Linked DNA regions of Homo sapiens: regions 2 and 3 are each linked to region 1. Evidence: chromatin loops called from intact Hi-C (ENCODE). Cell type or tissue: PC-3. All regions are shown on one strand.

Region 1 (8,000 bases):
CTTCAAATGTGCTGAGAGACCTGTGCTCTTCTGGATTAAATTTAAGGATGAAATTATTTTACTGATTTGAGAAAATTGTCACTGCCTTATAGTGTGTGCAAATCACAGGTGGCAGCACTGACTGAGCTGGGGCTGATGGTCGGCACGGTTCTGCCCAACACTGAACACAATTCTGCTGCCACAACGCTGTGCTCATCACAAAAACCACATAATGTGTGGTTAGCATCTCAAAGCTCTTCTCTCCTTTGTAGTCACAAAGACAGCATGTGAGAGTCCAGGATGTTTATTAACAGACATTCAAAGCACATATGTCACCCAGCACAGTGGTTCTCTCCTGTAATCCCAGCACTTTGGGAGGCCGAGATGGGTGGATTATTTGAGGTCAGGAGTTCAAGAGCAGCCTGACCAACACGGTGAATCCCCGCCTCTACTAAAAGTACAAACATTAGCTGGACATGGTGGTGCGTGCCTGTAGTCCCACCTATTCGGGAGGCTGAGGCAGGAAAATCATTTGAACCTGAGAGACGGAGGTTGCAGTGAGCCAAGATTGTACCACTGCGCTCCAGCCTGGGCGACAGAGCGAAACTCTGTCTCAAAACAAAACAAAACAAAAACAAACAAACAAGAACAACAAAAAAGCAAAGTACATGTGTCACAATAAGTTAATGGTAATGATTCAACCTAGAACTAAGTTTATATTAATATATGTTTAAACCTGAAAATGTGAATAGCTCCCTGACTATGTACAATGGAACTACACCACCAGTTCATCATGGCAAAGGACTAACTGGCAGAATCGTTAGGCCTAGAATAACCTGCTTGTTATTATGTTAGTGGCAAGATCATTGATATTCAGTCGCTCACATCAAGGCAGTAGGAGTTTTTCAGATGCCCGTGTTTGCTTACAAAGCGAATACGTATCACTAACTGGTAGGTGTGGTGATAAGATGCTGTGGAGAATGGAATGGGAATGCTAAGGCCTGACAGTGTTGTATCTGTGGTGGACTCAATTCTGATGAGAAAGAGAAAGCAGTGAAACAGAAAGAACTATCAAGATTTTTAGAAAATGTACGTTTATTTTGAGCTTGTAATTTGAGAATTGGTAACATATTTTGTTACCCTGGGGGACATTTCTGCATCGTTGCCCAATACTAAAGAATTAAGGAATTCACAGCCCAATGAAAATACACTAGTGCTTTGTGCAAATGTGGTTTTAGAAAGACAACTTTACAGGGATACTTTCTCATTTCTGTATCCTAACGTGGTGATGAATGGGGCTTTTCTTGTGGACATTTTTACCCTGGTTAATTCATTTATTTGGTGAACACCACTTTTCCTACTGGAAAATCTGGGCTTCCCCCATCAATGGTGTGTCACTGGGGCTAGGATCTGTGTGTGACACAGGCTGTGGCTGCTGACCAGCTGCGTGGAACCTGAATGGCCAAGCTAGGGTGTGCTGGTTGTAGGTCACCAGCTGCATGCAGTAATTAGAAACACTTACTCCCTCGGTGCAATCGGGTCGAGGGCAGAGTTCTCACAAGCTATTTATAATACTGCAGGAATTCTCTGTTCTCAACATTACCAAGGTTTATATAAATGGTCATTAGGAAAAATTGACTGTGCTAAAGAAAAGGACATTCTGTACTTAGAAGTGTTTTTGCATGGATTCCAAAAGGGATGAGAGGAAGGGGAAGGGAAGACAGGGAGAGTCTCACATTTTTGGAAAATCTCACATACATAAGGCTTCCATTAAAGTAAAAGAAAAAAGTCTGAACTGTAATTAATATTTCCAAGTTGTACACAGCTAGTGTAGGACATGGAGTCTTCCATACCCCAAATCTGAGAATATGAAAACATCAAAAAGAGATTTTGACCAATCTGAGGTTTTAAACAAAGGGTATTTTACACCCGCATTCTGTTTTTGTACAACCTTATAGACTTCTCTGTTTATAATGTTGTTTGTAGTTTTAGCAATGTTTAAATTAAAATACAGTAAAAATCCTTTGTATGTAGTTCAAGGCCTAAGTATACCTGTAATATAGTAATGCCTTCATTTTAGTGAAAGGCAACAGGGTCATAAAATGTAGCACTGAAGTTTTATCTTCTCTTCAAACTGCTCAGAAATGTCCCAGTGGAACTGCACTCTAACACCACTTGGACTCTCATTGGAACCTCTGGTGATGGTCTTTTTCTTTTTCAAAGGGTTTAGTAATTAAAAGGGAGTTTAGTAATTAAACTCCCTTGGATAGTACTTTAAAGAAGTCTTATTCTTTATACTAAAGTCTACATCTAACGTGAAATCTTTGGTGCTTCCATGAGGTCTAGTGCATCCAATAATGTTAAAATAGTAGTTAATATTTACTTGCTTCTCTAGACACTAATAAAAAAAATTGTAGATTTGCCATAGAAAACTGAAAGCCACTGGACAGCATCATTGTGATACATGGTGAATGCTGTCTTCTATTATTACAAAGTGTGTGCGCTTTATCAAGGGAAATTGGGTCCCTCGAGCAGAAGGGCCCCGCCTTTGGCCCTCAAGGAGCTGCAGTTGCCTTTTTTGTTGTTGTGTGTTTGTTTGAGATGATGGATCTTTTATTTTTTTTAATTTTTAATTTTTGTGGGTACATAGAAGGTGTATACATTTATGGGATAAACAAGGTGTTTTGATATAGGCATGCAATGTAGAATAGCCACACCAGAGTTTTGATACAGGCATGCAAGGTGGAACATTCACATCAGGGTAAATGGGGCATCCATTGCCTCATACACTTGCATCTTGAAAATCTTGTTGATCGTGCCCACTGCTCGCTGGCCTGTGCACTTACCCATGATAGAAAAAGACCCCTAAAACAAGGTGCAGCCATAAAGAGCCACTGTTGCCTGTTTCTCCTCAGGCTGCTGGCCTGTTGTCTCTGCTTGCAGGCACATTGGGTCCCCAGATCCCTGAGCCAGATGTGGTCACGGGTTCTGCCTCTGCAAAAGTTAACACCTGCCGCATCCTGAAGATCCAGTTAAAACTGGAAATAATATTTCTGAAGGAAGAGTGTTCCCTAAGGAAGGAGGACATGCATTCCTACAGGATAAATTTGCAACTTAGGGCCAGGAAAGTGGGGGAGATGCTATGACGTTCATTTGGTCTAGACCAAGGGTAGAGCTTAAGGGAGATGGCAGAAGGGTCAGGGTCAGCCCAACGCCTGACGCCCTGACATAGGGAGGTTTCACCATCAGGACTGTGGGAGGCAGGGCAGGGTGTTAAGTAAGGGAATAAAAACATAAAATGTACATTTAAAAAAGAACACACTGCTTGCAGAAATAATAAACCTAACAGAGCAATAAATCAAAACAGGGTAACATTTTAGACAGGAAGAGCCAACCTGTGAGTGTCGAGGTGAGTCGGATCACCTATGAGGAGAAGCCGAACAGACATAGTAAGGCCGGAGAACAGAAAGGCAGTTGATGAAAACACGGAGTCAGAATTAAGGGAAATGTGAATATTATTGGGAAGGATGGAAAGAGGCAGGGGGAGGAATGCAAACCAACAATGGAATGTGGACTTGGGGGTCCTGGGCTTCCTCTTAAAGGAGGAGGAGCGCTCTGTGGGACTTTGGAATGACAGTGAGCTCTGCTTGGATGCTAGGACTATCTCTGGTAGGATTCACTGCTCCAAAGCTCAAGAAAGAGGTAGATTCCCGGTAGAGTTAAAAACACGGGAGGGGAAGCAATCACTTGGTAGAAATAGAAGAGAAGACAGGCAGGGAAGGAATCCTAAGGGAAAACTACAGCTAAAGGGAAGAGAAGAAAGAGAACAATTTCAAAGAAAACAGAGGAGGCAAACTGAAGGATAGGAAAAGCCCAGGAGCGGAAGTGAAGTTAAAGACAAAAGAAGGACCAATTGTGGTAGGAAGTGCTCCTGTCCTTGAATTCCCCAGTGATGAGTGGAGCCCCTGAGAGGCGGAACCCTCCTGAGCAGGAGGAGTGCACAGTGAGATGGGGGGAAGAGCCAAGGAGAGTGGCAGCCAGCAGGACTCACCGCCCAAATGTGCTGCTTTGACAGAAGGGTTATTTTGAGCTGAAGATGCTTAAGAAGAAACAGACACTAGAAAAGCCCTCTGCCTTCCTGATATTTGCTAAGGCAGGACTTGCGTTTGTAAAGGTGACTCCCGTCCTCCAAACCAGGAGGTTAAGGAGTCAGTTACCTGAGATTATTCTAGACCTTTATCAGCTGGGAGGAGCCACAGGAATCTACCCAACAAACCTTACTCACTAGCCCTTGTCTTCCATCGACTTGCTTAAATATTTACATATATGCAATTTCCCTCCCCTGAATCTCAAAGCCCTTTTCCTTTGTCTTGTCACTTTTTCTGAAAAGCCTATTGGTCTGTGTCTAAGATGCTCCAGAAGCCCAAGTTCTAACCACCCCTCAGAGTTCCTCATTCCTGAGTTAACCTGCATGCATGCAGGATGCACTGGCCAATAAACTTGTTTGCTTTACCCTTGCTAATCTTGTTAATCTCTCTTCTGTCAGTCTCATTTACAGGGCCCAAGCGAGGAGGGTGGAGAGAAAATGAGTCTTTTCCTCCCCTACAATATCCATGGGCATAGACGGGGGTGAGCACCACAGCAGAGCCAAGTGTTGGGGCTTCGTGGTCAGTCTGGGTGGGGGCGCAGGTGTTGGGAGGGAGTTGTTCCTCATCCTCCTGGGTCCTGGAGGGCCACTGGAGTGAGATGGGTTAATGGGTGAAGACAGGGTGTCCCGTCAGAAGGAGCACATGCAAAGGCCAGAGTTTCAGGTCAGGAAATAGAGCTGGAATCTGCAATCCAATTTAGGATGAGTCATGCAATCAAATGTGTTATTGTTTTAAAATATGGGACTATTTACTTAGTACTATTGCATGCCAGCGTCACAAGCAAAGGAGGGTGAATATTGACAGAATACACACCAGACTGTTGGGACTTAGAAAATAATACCCCAAAATGAAGGCCTCAGAAGCAAACATTTTTCCTCTGACCTCCGGCCCCCCTGTCTCTCAGCCCCATTCTCCCCAGAGGCTGGCCACAGACACTAGAATCCCTTTCCTCAAGGTGAGTCATGGAAACTAGAATCCCTTTTCCCCAAAGCCAGCCATAAAACCTTAAAATATTATTCTAACTCCCACCCCCTACTCCCTGCATTTCTGTGTAAAACCTGACCATAAAGAAATTGTCTGACCTACCCTGTTTGATTATAGGTCATGAGAACCCCATTTCCAGAGAGACTCCTGCCCCACACCCAGGAGAAAGAAATGCATGCTCAGAGAGTCCGTGAATGACCTAGATAGACAGGGCTCACTGGGTTTCTCTACTGCATCCATCAGCATTAGATCAGGCCCCTTTTTTCAATTATATTTCTACATGGCTGTCCGTGACACTGAGTCCAAAGCTCGTACTACTCAGCACATGAACAGGCAATATGTTAAAGAAACAAGGAGTTGAGGCAAGGAAACTGACATGATTTTGGAAAGTCAGCAAACTGAGAAGATTGCACACTAATGTCCTAAAGAAGAACCATCTTAAAAGGCCTGAATCTCAAGCTTGTTTTTCTACTGGGGAAGGGGAACAAGAAGTGGATTTAGGTCAGGAGGTGACTGCTGACACAGACATCTGGACATCAGCAGGAGTTTGAGGAGGTTGCAAAACCTCTTTGTCCTTGGCCAGGTCACAGTGCTCCTATACATTGTCAACCAAACATTGCCACTTGTGTGTACACCCTGTTTATGTCCTCGAGTTAATTTTGGCAAGGGACTACTATTATCCTTGCCTGAAAGTTTAACTGTAAACTAAATTCCTCCCATACTTAGCTTGGCCTGCATAAAGGAATGAGCACTGGCAGTTAGCTTGTGAAGTTAGAAGCAACATGAAGTTGGCTATGTTAGCTTTCTCTCACATTCGTAGTTTGTTGAACCTAAACATAAAAATAGTCTATCCCCCCTGTATCTTGGGGACTTCATTCTTAAAGCTCTCGTATCACATACAACTGTGATCAAATAAGTTTGTGTGCCTTTTCTCCTGTGAATGCACCCTGTTGTCTGTGATTTTTCAGTGAACGCTCAGAGGGTTAAGGGGAAGTTTTTCCCTTCACTCCCACACGACCTTCCAGAACGGTGCTTATTAGGGGAGGTTCACGGAGTGTGGTTCTGCTTTATCCTCAGGACAGCAGGTGTCCTGGCGCCATGGTCCTGGGCACTCAGGATGAATGATGGGGAAAAACCAGCTTTTCCTCTTAAATACTCAGGAACTGCTATTCCAGCAGTGGGTCGTAACAGAACCTCAATATCCTACCCTAATCCCCAGAGTGCATCTTCTGAGGGAATCCTGGCCTCCTTTCTGCCATGACTGGGGCCGGAATCTAAGCCTCGATGTTTCAGGTCTACGTCCAGGAGATGAGTGCCTCCAGCCCCATCCATCAGCTCAACACTCTATGAAGACAGATTGTCTTAGCACCAGTTATAGCAGGTTTCCCTGAAACTCTTCTGGAGGCCAATCTAAATCACACATTTTAAGTTAATAGCCCAGACCCTTAAGCCTCTGATTTCTCTTTTAATTCTCAGAGCAAATCAACAAAGTAGGATTTATTTTATCTCATTTTTTTAAGTGACAACATTGAGGCATAAAGATGTAAAGATCCTCAAGGTTCCAGCACTGTTAGTACAGCTGAACCCAAATCCTCCTGGCCCCAGAACCGGGCCCTCAACACCACTATCTAGAAAGCTGGGTAGGAGCAGAATCGTGTAGGGCATTGAGCTTCACCCTGAAAGCAAATGAAAGCCACTGATGATTGTTAACTCATGAAAGATCCAATTTGTGTTTTAGAAATATCACTAGAGATAGAATTTGGAGGATAGATGTACTGGAGAGACCAGTGAGTTGCTCAATGGAGCCACAAACAGATGAGAGGAAGGCCTCTGAAACTCATCTGAGAACCTCTGAGTATGGCAAGAGATACACAGAGCCATGAAACACTGAGTATTTCAGAACACCCACCCTGTCTCATTGAACAGCTGGTCAGTAAACTTTTAGATTTTGTGCATTAAAGAGTGGATTATAGTAAGAGCTCCCCAGCCTCATAGCCAGCTACCACAATGGCTTATCCCCAGTGAAAAATCCCACTGCTTTTCTCAGGATCCTTGCCACCCCCATTTCCCAGCTGTGCCTGATAGCGCGGCTGCCTTGAGAAGCACTTAGAAGAAAGGGTTTTGCCAGTCATGAGATGTCAAAGCTCCTCATCAGTGTTTAAGTGCTGTGGACATTTACGGCTATGACTACTCCCTTGTCATGAATATTATCTCATTATGTCGAAATGCTTTATACCCTTGATAGAAAGAAACAACAGACTGAAAATCCAAATAACTATTATTGCCATTATTATTATTATTAAAGTATTTGCAGAATTGCCTCATTAAAAGGCAGTTTGTTACAAGTTAACTGTCTTGCATTTCTCTTTTCCAGTCTTTCTGGGGCTTTTGATTCCTTTTATAATCTCTTAGTTGTTCTTAGTAATGAAGAAAAGAATCTATTAAACACATGCTCATAGAATATAAAGATATGTTTATTTTCAGTAATCTCTTTTTTAATAAGCCTATTTCTTACAACAACTGAAGAAGAACATGTAGTTAATGTAGTTAATTTTCTTTCTAAACGTCTATCTACATATTTATCTAAATCAAGTCATATTTATGAAGGGTCCTCATTTGTTAACAAATGGAATATTCAAGAAAGAAAGAAACAATATTCAAGAAAGAAAGAGACAGTCTAGATAATTGGTAATATACCTTTAGACAGGAGATTCGTTTGTGCATTTAAATCCCTTTCTAACACAGCATATTTAAATATGAAGTCTCTATGCTAGTGGCTATTAATTTTAGGCAAGTTAAATGCCACTAAATATATGCATATTTTCTTTTATGCATTTTTGACACAATCTCAAAGCAGTTTTGAGACTCCTTAAATCTATTCATGAAACC
Region 2 (8,000 bases), 260 kb before region 1:
CTTAGATGTAGATACACCATGGCCCCTAAAAATGCAATCCTAGCATTCTCATGCTTTAAAAATTATCCAACGGACTGTCAACCAACTGTTTGTCCTAAATCATCTGGCTAACCGACCGATGACATCAGCCCAACTTAGTAAAAAGAGAAGTTAAAATCTGGCTTTGCCGTTTAACAGTAAGAGCAATAATAATTTTCCCCCAATCTTTTCGGCTATTTCTTTAAAAAGCTCACCTAAATTATGAGAAACCTAGGCAAACAATCTAAAACGTAGCTTAACTTTTTCATGAGTTAACAAATGATAGGACACACACACTGCAACTCAGGTAAACAGAAGTAGAGGCATTAGGTGGGTTCATTTTCTTCTCTTTTTTTTTTTAAATTAATTCTCTTTTTAAAAAAATTGTACTTTAAGTTCTGGGATACATGTGCAGAATGTGCAGTTTTGTTACATAGGTATACATGTGCCACGGAGATTTGGAGCACCCACCAACCCATTATCTAGGTTTTAAACCCTGCATCCATTAGGTATTTGTCCTAATGCTGTCCCTCCTTTCACCCCCCACGCCCCCCCGACAGACCCTGGTGTGTGACGTTCCCCTCCTTGTGTCCATGTGTTCTCATTGTTCAACTCCCACTTATGAGTGACAACATGCGGTGTTTGGTGTTTCTGTTCCTGTTTTAGTTTGCTGAGAATGATGGTTTCCAGGTTCATCCATGTCCCTGCATCATTTTTCTTACCCGCTCCAGGCACACCCAAGTTGCATCGTCCCTGACAATTATACTCGAGAATATCTTCCCTGATGAAAAAACAAAAACAAAACAAAGCAACAACAAAACTCAAACATGATTGTATTGGAACTTCAGTTCTCCGTACATAAAATAAAAAAATAAATATGCATTAAGCAGGTGTATCTCTATTGGGAATAATTTTTGTTAACGTAAGAAGAATATCTGCCTGAGTGATATTGGCAAGCCCCGCAGGCTGTGCATGCCTTTGCTCTCTTTCTTCCCAGTGACGTCCTGGAGCACTGTTTGTCAGCATTTCGTGTTTCCCATTTGGCAGTAATAATCTTTCTAAGTTTGACAAGAATTAAGTCATTTCAAATGGTTTTCAAGGCTCATTTTCAATTCATGTTGCAAATTGCAGTATATGAAGCATGTAAAACACTTGTTTCAATGAGAACATGATGCTTGCATTTAGTATTTACACGATATGAAATAAATCATGTCAGAATTAATAAGGTCCAATTCTATTAATGTCAGAAAAGATTAACGTAGGTTCCCTCTTCTAAGCAGACTCACCTGATACTCTGTGAATTATTCTTGACAGTGTTAAAATTAGACTAAGCCTACAAATAAAACAGACCAGCAAGTAAATTGAAGTAATAAATTAAGATATTGTGTAAATAAAGGTGTCTGTGGTAGAAGAAGCCAGATTTGATTGAAAATCCTTACTAGATTTGTTACCAGGAACATACTTATGACTGTATCTCCTGATAATCCCAGTTGCCTCTGAATTGAGCTTGTTTCTTGACATGCGTTTTTTATTAAAATGTAATATTTATACATGGGATATAAAAAAAAAGTAGTGGTAACTAGGAGAGACTATGCCACAGCAAGTGAGCATGATTTAATAATATAACAAAAGAGATTGTCAGGTAAATTAACTTGATCAGAAGTAGCTAGCTACATGCATATTAGCTAAATGCATAACCTCATCAGTTTGTATAGTTAGTGAAAATGTGGATGGGTGATTTAACTTGAGTTATCCCTTTGATTTCCACATTTACTTCCATTTGTTTTCTTGCATGGATTAGTACTCAGGGGATCTGTTTCCCTAGAAAGAAAGAAAGACAAAATGTCTGTTTAATTTAACTTTTCACTGAATGCTTTCTATGAGGCATATGAAAATGTTATTTTAAAATATGCTTATTATTCCAATTGGTAATAAATGATATTATTCCTAAATTTCATTACAAATATTGATCAAGTTGGGAGGACTGGGAAAGAAGGAAGAAAAAGCAAATTTATCTGAAATAATGAGGAACGATATAGGAATTTTACCATGTTATTAATAGGCAAAGTACTTAACAAATGGTATTATAGATATTATTCTTTATGATTTATATATTATATATACATTACTCAAAGCTTAGTGTGTATGTTTTTATTTAAATTCTCTGAAATATTTTATGTAAAATTTATTATAATCCAAAAAAATGTAGTTAACTCATGGTAGAAAAGTTTGTAAGTAACTATAAATAAACCGAGATTTTATTTTCCCCCAAAGAGCATGCTTTGGAAGCCATGGGTTAATGCATGGCTTTAAACATTAAATTGAGAAGAATAAAATGAGGAAATATGTAAGACTATAATTGCAAGGCTTATGAGGAAGTTGCTTGTAGTTTACATTGTAATCTCATAACATATCTGTAACATAAAATATCTCTGAAGGATTCAAATAACACTTTGTAGGAAAATGTGAGGGAGACCTGCAGGACAAGTGGATGAAAGTCAGAGAAATACTCTTCCCCCCAGAGTGGTGTGCAAAGCAGAGGATACATGACATATTTGTTAAACAGTTGGTAGTTAGTATACAGCTGCTTCAAGGACTATAAGGAATATGGAAAGTATAAACGACGTTATCAATGCCCTCACTAAGTTTGTACTCTAATATGACAGGTAAGATTTATTGTATACAAATTAGTGATGACGATTAATAAGATGACTAAATAAGTCAATGCTAAGCATCAAGTGTTGAAATCAGTTGTAGTTGGGGATTTTCAAGGCTAAGTGACTTTGGGCATTATGGTAATATTAGGGCATTAGAGTACAGAGGTGGGGAGGGAACATGAGAAAACCCCTGTGAACAAGTATTTAACGTCAATAAGGTAAAAAATGCTTCCCAAATGCACCTCTGTGTATGTAAAGAGATGTCCCACAGATGGCAGTTCTTAATAAGGAAAGCTTGGAGACAAACTTGACTTTCAATAACAGAGAAATAATAAATAAAAGGAGATGTTAATCCATATCAAGTAATTAGCTAGAAGTTGAAAATTATACTTTCCATGTTAATACTATTCAATTCTTTGGGGCAAATTGTATTACCTATGCTAAGTGACAATAAAAACCAGGGTTAAAAACTTTGTGTGGAGCATAATGTTTTTTCGTTTTAGACATGTGAAATTATTTCTGGGTCAAGATGTCAGGTGAACTCTACCTGCAACTGCTCTTCTCCACAGCAAATATCCACACCTGCATGCTCACACCTGCATACACACACCTGCATGCTCACACCTGCATGCTCACACCTATATACATAGGCACACACACAGCACACGTGCATGCCTGTTGTTGTGATGGCTGCAGATCTCAAAATGGAAGACTTACATGGAGCAGAATCCAGGAGAGGAACATCAACATTGAATAGGGCTGAACTAACAGGGCCATGGGCAGCTTCTGAGAGTGATAAAGGCATCAAAGTTAGAGCTGTGTTTCACTTATCTGTTACCAAATTAAAAGCCACTCCAAACTTCGTGGCTTAAAGCAACACCCTAGTGTCTGACAGCTGGAAGTAGGCTCAGGTAGAGATCTCTCTGGTCTCACCGTTGCCTCTCAGCTGGCTACAGATGCCCAGCTGGGCCTGAATGACCCGGGGTCCACATTTTTGTGTCTAATAAAGGTGCTGTTGGTCTGCTGGGCTACATGTCTCCAGCAGGCTGGGGCTGGCTTCATGTCATGATGGTCAGGCTCAAGAGCAGCAAGAGGGAAAACATGCCCCAATCCACAAGCACATTTCAAATGCCTGCTTGTGTCACATTTGCTAATATCCTGTTGCCAAAGCAAATGCCAGGGCTGTGTCAGTTTTGGAAGGGAATGCAGAAGGGCAAGGATACAGAGAGGTGTGACTCACTGGGAACTATGAATGTACCAGGAAATTCCAGATCCCAGGGAACATCTGATATTGCTGTAACTGCCCAGAGTAAGAGCTAGGAGGAGCCTCTGTGGTACAATTTGACTAGAGACCAGCACTGCAGAGGGCAAAGTTTGGCCCTTCTAAAATCACCCTAAATAAAATTGAGCACATTGGGAGGGGAACACTTTGCTGTTATATGTGTCATAAAATAAAAATTATAAAATATCTTAGCGAGTTTAATATAATAAAGTACACAGTCCAAAACAGTACAGAATATATATCTGAATGGAAACAATGGAAAAATGTGAAAATGATTTTAAGTCAAGAATAGTCATAGTATCCGAAGATGTAAAGGAAAGAATAGTAACCATGAATACAACAACAGCTATATACAAAAATACCAGCTGGGAGCTGGCACGGTGGCTCACACCTATAATCCCAGCACTTTTGGAGGCTGAGGCGGGTGGATCACAAAGTCAAGAGATAGAGACCATCCTGGCCAACATGGTGAAACCCCGTATTTACTAAAAATACAAAAATTAGCTGGGCATGGTGGCACACACCTGTAGTCACAGCTACTCAGGAGGCTGAGGTAGGAGAATTGTTTGAACTTGGGAGGCAGAGGTTGCAGTGAGCTGAGACTGTGCCACTGTGTTCCAGCCTGGTGACAGAGCGAGACTCCATCAAAAAAAAAAAAAAAAAAACAGCTTGAAATCTTAAAGTAACACCACAAAAATACAAACTTCAATGAGTGCCATAAAGAGTCATTTTGGCACAACAAACAGAAATAATGAACAAGAAATTAGAGAAACATGGGAAAAAAATCAAAAAGACCCAATATATATCTTTTAGGAGATCCAGAAGGAGAAAATAGATACAATGGGCAAGCAGTCATATTGAAAGAAAAAACATGCTTGAAAATATTCCAGAATTTAAGAAATAAATGATTTTTTTGGCTGAATAGCCAACTGAGGGCCAAGAAGCTTTGAAAAATTGTGTGCTTGTGTGTGTGTTTGTGTATGTGTCTATATAACTAAAACTAGAAATGAACATAGCAAAACACAAGTGGCAAATCACTAATTACATGACCTAATATTTTTTCTTTATGTATGCCACATTTTCTAACACTTTACTATGAGTATATGGTGCTTTCTTATTCATAAATACCTAATTTAAATATAAAAATACTAATGCCAATGACATTTGACAGGAGGATGAGGAATAAATGAAATTTGAATGGGGAAGAAATCTATGTTAGGACCTATGGTAGTCTCGGAAGGTGTTGTACAATTTGGAAAGATGAACCCAACCGCACTAAATGAAATAAGACTTTTTTTTTGGTAGCTGGGCATCTTCTAAAATTATAGAATCCTATCAGTTTCTGATAATATAAAATCAAATCATACATTTCTCAATGTAAACCACCACTTGAAACTCACAGAGGCCCCAAGCCTATTGATAAAACAAATATAACTGGATTTTCCACTTTTTAAATCTTATAATACCTGAAACGGCATAAAGGTACTTCCTTTTATCAAAAGAATTTTATTAGCAGCTAACGATGAACATGCTCCTATCTCTTCCAAGGAATGAGGTAGGACATTGCTTTTCTGTTATTGATTGCCAGCTTCGGGACCTACTTAAGATGAGTATTTAATGTTTTTCCACTCTCATTTTTCCTTGGTGATAATTTCGGTTATTGTGCAGCTAATATTCATTCCTGGCACCTTCCACTCTGGGCAGAGTATACCTCTCCAAACCACTGTTGTGTGTAACCATGTAACTTACCTTGGCCAATGCAGCGTTAGGAGATGTGGTATAAGCAGAGGATGTACATGCGTTTGCATGGTATGGCTTGGCTCTTGTGCTCTGATGGTGTGCCATGGGAAGAAAATGCCTAATTGGATACTACACCACCTTCGGTCCTACACCACCTTCGGTCCTAATGCACCACAAGCATACGTGGAGCAGATCTGAATCAGGTCCATAGCTTGCAGCCAGTCCTTGAACCAGCAGCTCAGACAAGAGTTGTCCAGTCAGGCATGAGCTGGATCAAATAGTGCTCTACTTGAAGACCCACAATATAAAAACATATGCTTATTGTTATAAGCCAATTTTGTGGGGATTTTTTTGTACATTATTATGACTGTAGCTGACTAATAAATCCTTTCTCTTTTCTTTTCTTTGTCTGTCTCCTATATGGCCTTTATTATTAGAAAAAAAACAACAAACAAGATCTGAGCTGAAATTAAATGAGGTAAAAGGATATTGCACTTCATGGAAAACTGAGCTTAAGCAAAAGTGAATGTCAGACATGATTGAGTAGATAGGTGCTGAGATACCATTATCCTCTGCTTATCTGGACACATTGAGTCTGTCTGTGTCAGGCAAGTCCAAATTGTTTCGATTCAGTAATGAAACTGGAAAGACTTATTAATGCCCTATGCTAAAAACCATTTCATATTTTGCTTTCAATGCTGAGGTCTTCCACAGTTAGGGAAATCCATCTAGTTTTTCAAGGTGCCTGCAGATATAATTTTTTTTTTTTTTTTGAGACAGAGTCTCACTCTTTCGCCCAGGCCAGAGTGCAGTGGCATGATCTCTGCTCACTGCAAGCTCCCCGTCCTGTGTTCACGCCATTCTCCTGCCTCAGCCTCCAGAGTACCTGGGACTACAGGCATCCGCCACCGCCCCCAGCTAATTTTTTGTATTTTTAATTGAGATGGAGTTTCACCGTGTTAGCCAGGATGGTCTCGATCTCCTGACCTCGTGATCCACCCGCCTCGGCCTCCCAAAGTGCTGGGATTACAGGCGTGAGGCACTGCGCTCGGCCCAGACATAATCTTATACTGGATAAATTGCTATGTCATGCTGGTTTGAAAGTTGAGGCACCTGGATGAAGGTCTATAGGTGGAGTCTTGGCCTCCTGGTGCCATGGTAGGAGTCCCTCCAGGCCCTATGACTTTCTGAGTCAATAATTGCTAGGAAGGGTTTTCAATCTATTCTTTCCCCACTGACTCCTTCTCCAGCCCCAACCTTAAACTACCAATGAATACGTGCATGATTGTTACTTCACTGGGAGTCAGTGAATTCCCTCCTTACTCACCGATCATCAAATGGATTAAAGACATTGAGACAAATTAAATCAACAGCTGTGGCAGTAACATCTGTGCTTCACCTTATTAGCTAGTAAGGATGTTATGAGACTGTCTAGCTGAGACTGACTCACGACCTCACAGCAGTATCTTCTCACTCAAGGATACAGCTCTTAATTCCTCATCTGAATGTCATGGTATCTTCCATAAATACTCTCTGTATCCTGAAATGTCACAACTACAAGTGTTAAATGTCTTAACACGTGCCCTTTGGTTTGTCTGCATACTGTATTGGGCTATTTCCATCTACTCTCATGACACTTATTACAAAGCATCTGGCTTTACTCTTTCTCATAGATGCTTTAAGTAGGAAATTCAGGTACCAGCTTCAAACTTTCTCTCACCTGAGGAAGAGAGCCCAGTGTATTAGTAAAGTTTAAAAATCTTTCGTTGAGGCAATCCCAATGACAAGAACCGGTGATATTCTGGGAGTATGTCCCATGAACTTCTCTCCTTGGCTTATTTTAATCTGGATCACTTGGCTATAATACATAATAACCATGAATGTAACTGCTTTCAGGGAGTTCTGTGAATCTTTCTAGGAAATTATTCAACTCCAAGGGTGGTCTTGAGGACCCCAAATTTACAAATTTTGTGAGATGTGAGATGGTCTTGGGACTCCCACATTTTTCAATTGGTGTCAGAAGTGAGAGTCCTCTTGGAAACTCCTTAACTCTGTAGTTGGTGTCACGAGTGAAGTTGTCAGAAGGAGATGCAGGGCTAGCTTACATGCCTTCTTGTGTGTGTGTTCACACTCAACATGAAGTGTTTGGAAGGGAAGGTTCCTACTAGATAGATCCCTCCAACTCTGTGGGTGATCTTGGGAAGAGGGGGTGGGAAAAATGTTGGCATGATTATACAATTATTTCCCACATCACCTCAACTTTCTTTTCTTCTACCTAATGCAGTGGTCCTGAGACTAGGGCT
Region 3 (8,000 bases), 73 kb before region 1:
AATTACCTGTTTTCCTCATTCAACAAGCTATATTTTCACAACTGTATTACAGTATAGTGATATATAAAATAATACACTAGTTCCCATGCCTGAAAATACAAAAAAAAGTGGAGTGTATTTTTTTAAAATCCTGAGACCCATGCATTTTGGAAAGTGATGAAATCTTACTTATTAAGAAATGGATAGCTTTCTAAGTAAATATCTCCTTTCATCACCTTGAGATGTTATTTCTTGCCTTTGGCCAAGTTGGCCCTTACAATTTCTCCTTCAAATTTTTTGAGCATGAAACCACACTAAGAAACATGTCTCAGAACTGGTGAAAGCTTAGCTTATATATCAGATTAAGTCTTAAGTGAGAATATGGTGCTGGGAAGAAGAAAGTGGTGTGTGGGAAACATGCACAGCCCTGAAGCAGGCAGGGCAGGTGCCTGCTCTTCATGGGAGGATGTGCTGCCTGGAGAGGGCCACAGGCTCGGTGTGGCTTTGCCTCCACTTGTCTTTGCTAGTTTATCTCTTCCTTCTTTTTATTTTATTTTTCTAGTTACCACAAAACTGTCTATATTTACGGGGTACATAGTGAGGTTTCCGTACATACAATGTATAGTGATCAGAGTAATCAGCCTATCATCTCAAACATTTATCATTTCTCTGTGTTGGGAATATTTAGCATCCTCCTTCTAGTGATCTGAAGCTATATAATATATTATTGTTAACTATAGTTATCCCACAATGCTATAGGATACTGTAGAATACTAGATACCTTGCTCATATCTTGCACTTTTAGGATAAAGAAGGCTAATAAGTCAGCTAAGTTTGGGGGGTCACTAAATTGTTGTCCATATTAGTATCTAGAAATAAATGGGTGGAAAAACAGCCCCAGGGCAGGCGGTGAGATCCAGGAAATTTTCTGTTATACCCTACTGAGCCTCTTTAGTCCTTGCTAGCTATGTTTTCCTACTTCTTTTTTTTTTTTTTTTTTTTTGAGATGAAGTCTCACTCTGTCACCCAGGCTGGAGTGAAGTGGCACAGTCTCTGCTCTCTGCAACCTCTGCTTCCCAAGTTCAAGTGATTCTCCTGCTTCAGCTTCCTGAGTAGCTGGGACTACAGGCGCCTGCCACCATGCCCAGCTAATTTTTGTATCTTTAGTAGAGACGGGCTTTCACCATGTTGGCCAAGCTGGTCTCAAACTCCTGACCTCAAGTGATCCATCCACCTCAGCCTCCCAAAGTTCTTGGATTACAGGCATGAGCCACCATGCCCAGCCTGTTTTCCTCTTCTTTAAAAGTCTACTTTTCTACTTGAGCTTGATGTCTACTTTCTATCCAAAATCCAACGTTGTAAAGTTCCCGTGACGCCAAGAGCTTCCACCTTTATGTGCATCAACTTCTAAAATCATGTTTCTTCTTTCATCATAAAAATGTGAATTGCTGGTTTTCAGTAAATGCTTTGATGTACCTAAAAGATTGTTCAACTTTTTCCCAACTTTTGTTAACTCCAGTGACCAACCACTTATCATTAAAAAATGTCCAAATCCTTGCTTCTCAATCACTAATTATGGTGGCCCATGAAAGAGATGGTCGAGGATCCACTGACCCAAGAACAAGGGTGGATACCAAGCCCAAGTACTCCACAAAATAACAAATTCTGTGAAAGCAATGCCAACATCTAATGAATTAGAGAATGAATAGAGTCCATGTAAATATGTATTTTGAGCCAACAAGATAAAGGCAATGAGAAGTGAGAGTAGAGTCCATGAGGGTTATTGCTGGATGGAAGAGTGTTGAGTCACTGAAGAAAGAGAATAATGTACTGCATATTTCCCTCCAATAATTTTGAGCCCAAAAGATGATATGCAGAGGGGAATCGGCCAATTTTTGAGACAAATATAGTTGAACCAATTTGTGTTTTCAGACACAGCCCAAAATAAAATGCATTGTCACATTTAGCCAATACTGAAAATAAATTAAAATAATGAAATTTCCACAAATGGTTGGTTTGAACACATGGTACAAGGCTGACCTTTTTTCCTTCTGGTTAAACACAGATGTATATGATTTACTCATAATCCCTTCATGCATACATTTTCAGCTATGGTTTATTTTTTCATTGTAGTAGCAGTGTTTCTTCTGTTTCCAAGTTAAAGGGTTTCCTCAGTTCCATCTAATTTCCTTTACATGGAATTTAACCTCTCCTCTTATCCCCAAAGCAAAGTTTACTGGAATTGACAGTCTAATTCAATGAAAAAGAAAATTGCATGTCCTCAAATATGTAGCCAACCCATACTCAAAGAGCTACATCAAAATAAAGACTAGAAACTTGTTTTTACTAAGTGGTTAGCTTGGTAAAATTTGTGAACTAGAGTAAGAGAGGCAAATTATTTTGGCCTTCCTGTTAGTGTTTAAGGCAGTTCTAGTGTTTGGTGAACTTGGCATCTCACACACAGATACACAGAAAGTCACCAAAATAACTGTGGCCACTTTTTCGATTGTGAAATATAAGTCAAGTTAATAAAATGGACTTAATTCTTCATGATCCACGTTCATAGAGTTGATACTTCAAACGTTTGTAGGGTATAGGAATTGAAAACCTAGATTTGAGGTCTCTCTCAGTTACGGGGAGTATAGTGCTGACCTCACTTCATTTCAATGGCCTGGTCACTAAAATGAGGATAGTAATGAAATCTTCCTCAATGGTTGTTGGGAAACTTTCCCCAGATGAATGTACTGAGAGCTGAACTGAGATAGTCAGAAGCCACAACACACATACAGAATCTGACTTCTTTGTAGCCCTTATCAGAGAAGGAATCATTTAAGGTTCTTAAGAATTGTGAATGACGTTGAGTAAACTCCCAATAAATATTAGTTATAATTGCTGACTCACTTAAATAGAATGCCACCTGGTATTCCTTGAATTTTTGCTTCTTGTTCCTTGAATAAATGTGTAATATGAATCATTAACAAAAAAGAGAAAAAAGTTGCTGTTTTAATTTGGGTTCCCTGAAAAACATCTTGAGAAAAGGGTTGGATTGTAACCCAAGAGATGGGCTCTTCCTGACGTTCAGTTCTTGCTTGGAAAGTGGAGGTAATAAACGATTTCATTTTATTTTGTTTTCCATCCTGTATCATGAAAGAGTTGGAATAAGAATGTAATAGGACACAAAGACAGCGCTATTATCTTACAAATTACTTCATTAGACAGAGAAAGTATGCATGTTGGTGAGAATTTAAAAATGCATTTTGCTTGGATAGTGTACAATTCATAACAGGGACTTAAATGTAAAGCGTACAAAACAGGAACAAATATTGTAAAAATCACCTTTACTAAGGCATATGAATTCTATCAGCTGCCTGGCATACTGTGGGCACAATTTACAAGTATTAATACATTTACTTCTCATTCAGTGCTTTCAGGGAGCTACTAGAAATTCTCCCATTTTACAATTAGGGAAATTCAGGCTCAGAAACTTCTGCATCCTGCTCAAGATCATCTCCTGTCGTCTTGAATCAGTATTTGAAGGGGAATAGCCTGAGCTCATACTCCACAAGCGTGGCCACAACTCCATGCCACTTGTTCATTTATCTTTTGGGATGCCTTGTAATGATTGGCTTCATGTCCTCTCTACCTTCTCAGCTAACAGCTCAGTGACAGCAGGGTTCTTTGTACCTTATTCACCCTTACGCTGCCTGTGCCTCACACAGCGCCAGACACCAAGGAGGTGGAGAATAGATACTCGTCGACTGATTTGTCATAACATAGAGCTGCTCATTTCCACCTGTATTTCTGGTGAAAGAAAGAAAAGCTGAGGTCAGTTTTATGGGCCATTAAATGTTTTATGCTCCCGGCAAAGCTGACTCAGTCCCCAGGCAGGTTGTGTTCTGTGCTGCTATGTTTCGTCCACAAGAGCTGGGCTTATACTTCAAATAATACATCCATTCTAATCACAGAAAATGCATTTTCAGTTCTAAATCAGTCACTCGTGTTATATTTGAAATATACTTTCCAGGTTCAAGCACCTTTCCCTGTGATGGACAGCTTTGTATTTAAAAGAATCCAGATTCCCTTTGTTTGCACTGTACTTTCTCCTAAAGAATTTGAGAACTCCTGTTAAACACAATGCTTTTGTTGGAGGTTACAGGTTGTTTTGATTAGAAAATGTAAACAAAGTAGATTCACATTGTCCACAGAATCTGGAAATTACACCTTTACCAGTTATGGTGTTTATGCTGTTTTCTATCCTTTTAGATAAAATTTACCAGAGGAAATGACTCAGCAATGAAAATATTATGTTGTCCAGGTGCCAGTGTTTTACAGGCTGGTGGTAGTGAAGACGTTAGGTTGAGAGTAAATGTCCTTTAAATAAATTGTGTGTAACCTTGCCTATTCAGGAACAAAAATGAAAATCAAGAAGAAGAAGGAGGAACAAGAGGTGAGAGAAAGGGATAGTTGGTAGCGTATGTTGGAGTTTTATTTATAGTAACTAGCTAGTAAACCATTAATATATCAGCATATTGATGGGTTTTTCCCCGTGTTTTCTTTGAAATCTCTGACTAGATTTTGTGATTAAGTGTCACTCTGTAAATGATAAAGTAAATGAGACTTCATAGTGAATACTAATATTGAAAAAACTGAAAACAGGATTATAAAAGGTTTGCTTTTTGTATAGCAGCAAAGCAACTAGGATCTGTTTATAGAAGTAGACATTAAAAGCAGAGTCTCCTACTAGCACCTTCTGAGAGAACCACAACCCTTATTTAACAGTTTATCTATTTTTGTTTCTAACACTGGCTCCTAATTTGTCCATGTATTAAATATTTTCCTGGAAGAGTATGACATAAACCTGCAAACATCCCAGTGGTTGGAGAGATGCTTAACAAACACAGATGGATGCTGGTGATATCATAAGTACCAGACCCGAGAAGCATCCTTTTACATTTTTCAATCAGCCACTTATCTAAAGAGAATTCATATCTTTCCCCGATCCTCCCTACCTCCTCCTAGAAATCTCAGCCCTAGCCAGGGACATGAGTCGAAGGGCTTTTCTTTCTCTCTGGCATTATTATAGGAGGACAGTGTGAGCGCTGCAGCAGGTCTGAAGTGAGAGGAGAAATGAGAGACCTTTGCTCCATGGCTGGGCAGAGGCAACGCAGTCCACGCGGATGTCCCTGCTGGGCTATTGTGTTCTGAGATATGGAACTCGGCAGTGGTCGTGATGCCCCCAATCACAGTGGAATTTAATCATTTCTTATCAAAGCATTGTCTCTTCCAGATATTTTTCTCACTCTAAACAGCCGGCGGGAAAAAAAGAAAAGATAAGAGGAAGAAGGGAGCTGAGAATCTTTTGTGAAAGGTGAGGAGGTGAGAAGGTGAGGAGGCACCAGCCACACTGAGGAAGGAAGGGCTGTTGCCAAGAAAAATGCTTCTCCATCATAACTTGTCCTTTCCTCTGCTTTTCCTCCAGCTCTTTTCCTCCTGAACACCACTTAGTGATTGGCACGAAGCACATTTTACCCCTCCCCAGAGGCAGCCGACCTGCAAGACCTGCAATAGTCACACTGTGTTAAAGAGCATCTACGCGGGAGGTAGTGCTAACCTCAACAGACTTTCAGAGGATCCAAGTCTGTGTGCATTCGGCAGGAACGCAGGTCTGTAAAGTGACAACACAGCCATTTCATAATCACCCATCTGTAAGACATTTATCAAGAGCCTGAAAGCCTGATAACTTATCTCCCCTCTTGAAAGGGGTATCCTAGTCCAGAGGATCCCAAGACTTCTCGGCTTGCCAACCTTTTAATTCAATCCCCAGGATGATTTCTTGATGTTTAGCAAAGCTACTCACCAGGCTCTGTGAGTGGAAAACTCTGGGAAGTGTTCCCTGAAAGTGCTCAGACCCTGGCAGAGAACAGGGTCTTTGTGCTGTGAACTCTGATCCTGTCCTGTGGGCCTGAACCTAACACATCCTATAGTGTCCACCAAGATTTGCATCAACCATGTCCAGGTCCTCTGCAGATCATCCCTGGGAATGCTCAGGCCTTTGGATGTGCTTTCATAGCTGGTCTTTGCTTTCCTCTTGTCTCTGGGTCTCCAGAGGGACTCCACTGTCTTGCTCAGCTCTCTAAGCCCAGAGTCTGCACAGTGCCTGAAAGAGAGCATGTGCTTAGTGAATATTTATTGTGTGGATAAATTGATGACTACATGAATTAGAAACAACCACTCAGCCTTATAGGGTAGCTGTATGTGGTAGGCAGAATAATGTGCCTCCTCCCGAAGACATTGTAGCAGAGGAAAAAATGTATTTTTCTTACGCCAATCTTAAGTTCACTGATTGAGACCCTGCAAACTAGACTGATAAAACATAGATTAACAAGACAAAAACAATCAGGAGTTTACTAACACTCACATCCTACATACACATAAGAAAACCCAGTGATGAGTCACTCTACTGGGTGGTTTGAACTTGGGCTTCTATAGCATCTTAACAAAAGAACAATTAATTATTACAGTGATGGCAAGAGAAAGAAAACGGACATTTAGTTTCCAGAGCAGCAAACTGGGAGATAGTAAACATATGAGGCTACAAGGCAAGGGCTAGTGAGTGAGGTTTGTTAGGTCAACTTCTGTGGACCCTACAGGATGATAAGGGGCTAGAGTTTTTTCGGTGATTAACTCCTGTCCTTCTGGGTAGAGAGAAAGGGAGACACCTTTACAAATGATGCCCTGCCTTAGGCATATGGGAAGGGTTTGAAAGATTTTCTTGTATTAGCATATTCTCAATTGTCTTTAGCCCAAAAGAATCCTTATGCCAAAGTGGCATATTTTGGGGTAGCATGTTCTGTACCTCCAAAGCTTGAATTGATTTTATTTCTTCTCTGACTGTGCAAAGGCACTAAAATGCAAGGATGCAAATCAAATCTCAGGCTGTCTCTAAGACACAGGCCAAGGGACAGCTTTCTGAATAGTGAACTAAGGGGATATGTTAATAAAACAAACTGATACAAAAACGTATGTTCAGAGATAATTTATGTGGTAGTTACATGACAGCCTCAAAACACAAGATTAAGATAGAGAAACCAAACCAGGAACTAATAAGAAAATCAACCATTTTCAGGTTCAACCATTAACTCCAACAAGGATAAAATTGCCAAACAAGTTATTTAGCATTGTGTGAGTGAAATATGTAGATTTCCATATATCTTGTTATCTGGCTGACTGACTTGAAGTCATTTTAATTGAGTCAAGCCTAATCCATGCAGTTTTTTGGAAGTAGAATCCAATAGCCAGGGTAATGTCAGTTGCTATGACAAGCATCCATTCAACTATACAATGGCTCGGAAAAAAAATGAGGTCTGTTTCTCATTCCAAGGTGATGGAGGTCTATTTATCGTTCAAAGAATGTGCAGAAATTGGTGTTCCTAGTCAATGGATGGCTCTTTTTAAGGAAGTGACTCAGAGACCTGGGTCCTTACATCCTATGGTTCCACCAGCTTCAACACTTCCAAGGCTGCCATGCTCCTGTGCATGAAGGTGGTGAAGAAGAAGATAGCATTGGGAATTGTACATGACAGAGTTTTATGCCTGAAAATGGCGAGTGCCACTTCAGTTCTCATTTTATAGGGTAGATATATGTCACATTACCATTTAACTGCAAGAAACCCTAAGAAATATGGTTCTGCCATTTTTCCGGAGTGAATGGAAAATGAGTGAGTAGTTACCTGGTGTCTGGCACTAGAAATCAGGGAAGTATCTGTGATATACCCTAGCTAAAGCCCTGGGAGTTACCACCTCTCACAGTTGATTGCAGTCTTGAGCAATCACATATCATGAATATTTACAACTAAATGAATAATTGAAGTTCACCTGTTTCAAACCTTCCTTTGCAGATAAAAACAAAGTCTAGAAAAGCGAAATTCGTCTTCGAAGACCATGCAACTTAGCTAATGACAAAACTAAAACAATTTTCAAGTCCTAAATTTGTACCTAAATATTCTTTCAACCACAATTTG

The links. Hi-C counts contacts between places; a loop is a spot of excess contacts. Peaks named below come from ENCODE experiments on the same cell type or tissue, not always from the same donor. Only the 100,000 strongest peaks of a DNase experiment are listed, where the experiment ranks them.
Region 2: a loop joins it to region 1, with 9 times the contacts of the local background. A loop is called at or near these places in 2 of 110 quality-filtered maps.
Region 3: it touches region 1 in a loop (9-fold over the local background); 6 of 110 quality-filtered maps call a loop at or near these places.

Annotation. Positions count from the first base shown.
Region 1 is chr10:4,277,575-4,285,574 of GRCh38, reverse strand. No RefSeq gene overlaps it. Among named protein-coding and RNA genes, the nearest start is that of LINC00702, 38 kb to the right of the region's middle. In PC-3, no CTCF peak of the experiment used is centred here; DNase peaks (open chromatin) are centred at 4,464 and 4,854; H3K4me3 peaks cover 625 bases; H3K27ac peaks cover 3,347 bases.
Region 2 is chr10:4,537,358-4,545,357 of GRCh38, reverse strand. No RefSeq gene overlaps it. Among named protein-coding and RNA genes, the nearest start is that of LINC00705, 110 kb to the left of the region's middle. In PC-3, a CTCF peak has its summit at 3,981; a DNase peak (open chromatin) is centred at 3,877; H3K27ac peaks cover 1,938 bases.
Region 3 is chr10:4,350,370-4,358,369 of GRCh38, reverse strand. No RefSeq gene overlaps it. Among named protein-coding and RNA genes, the nearest start is that of LINC00703, 30 kb to the left of the region's middle. RefSeq lists an enhancer at 4,149-5,348 and a silencer at 6,419-6,713. In PC-3, no CTCF peak of the experiment used is centred here; DNase peaks (open chromatin) are centred at 3,759 and 4,269; H3K4me3 peaks cover 803 bases; H3K27ac peaks cover 2,961 bases.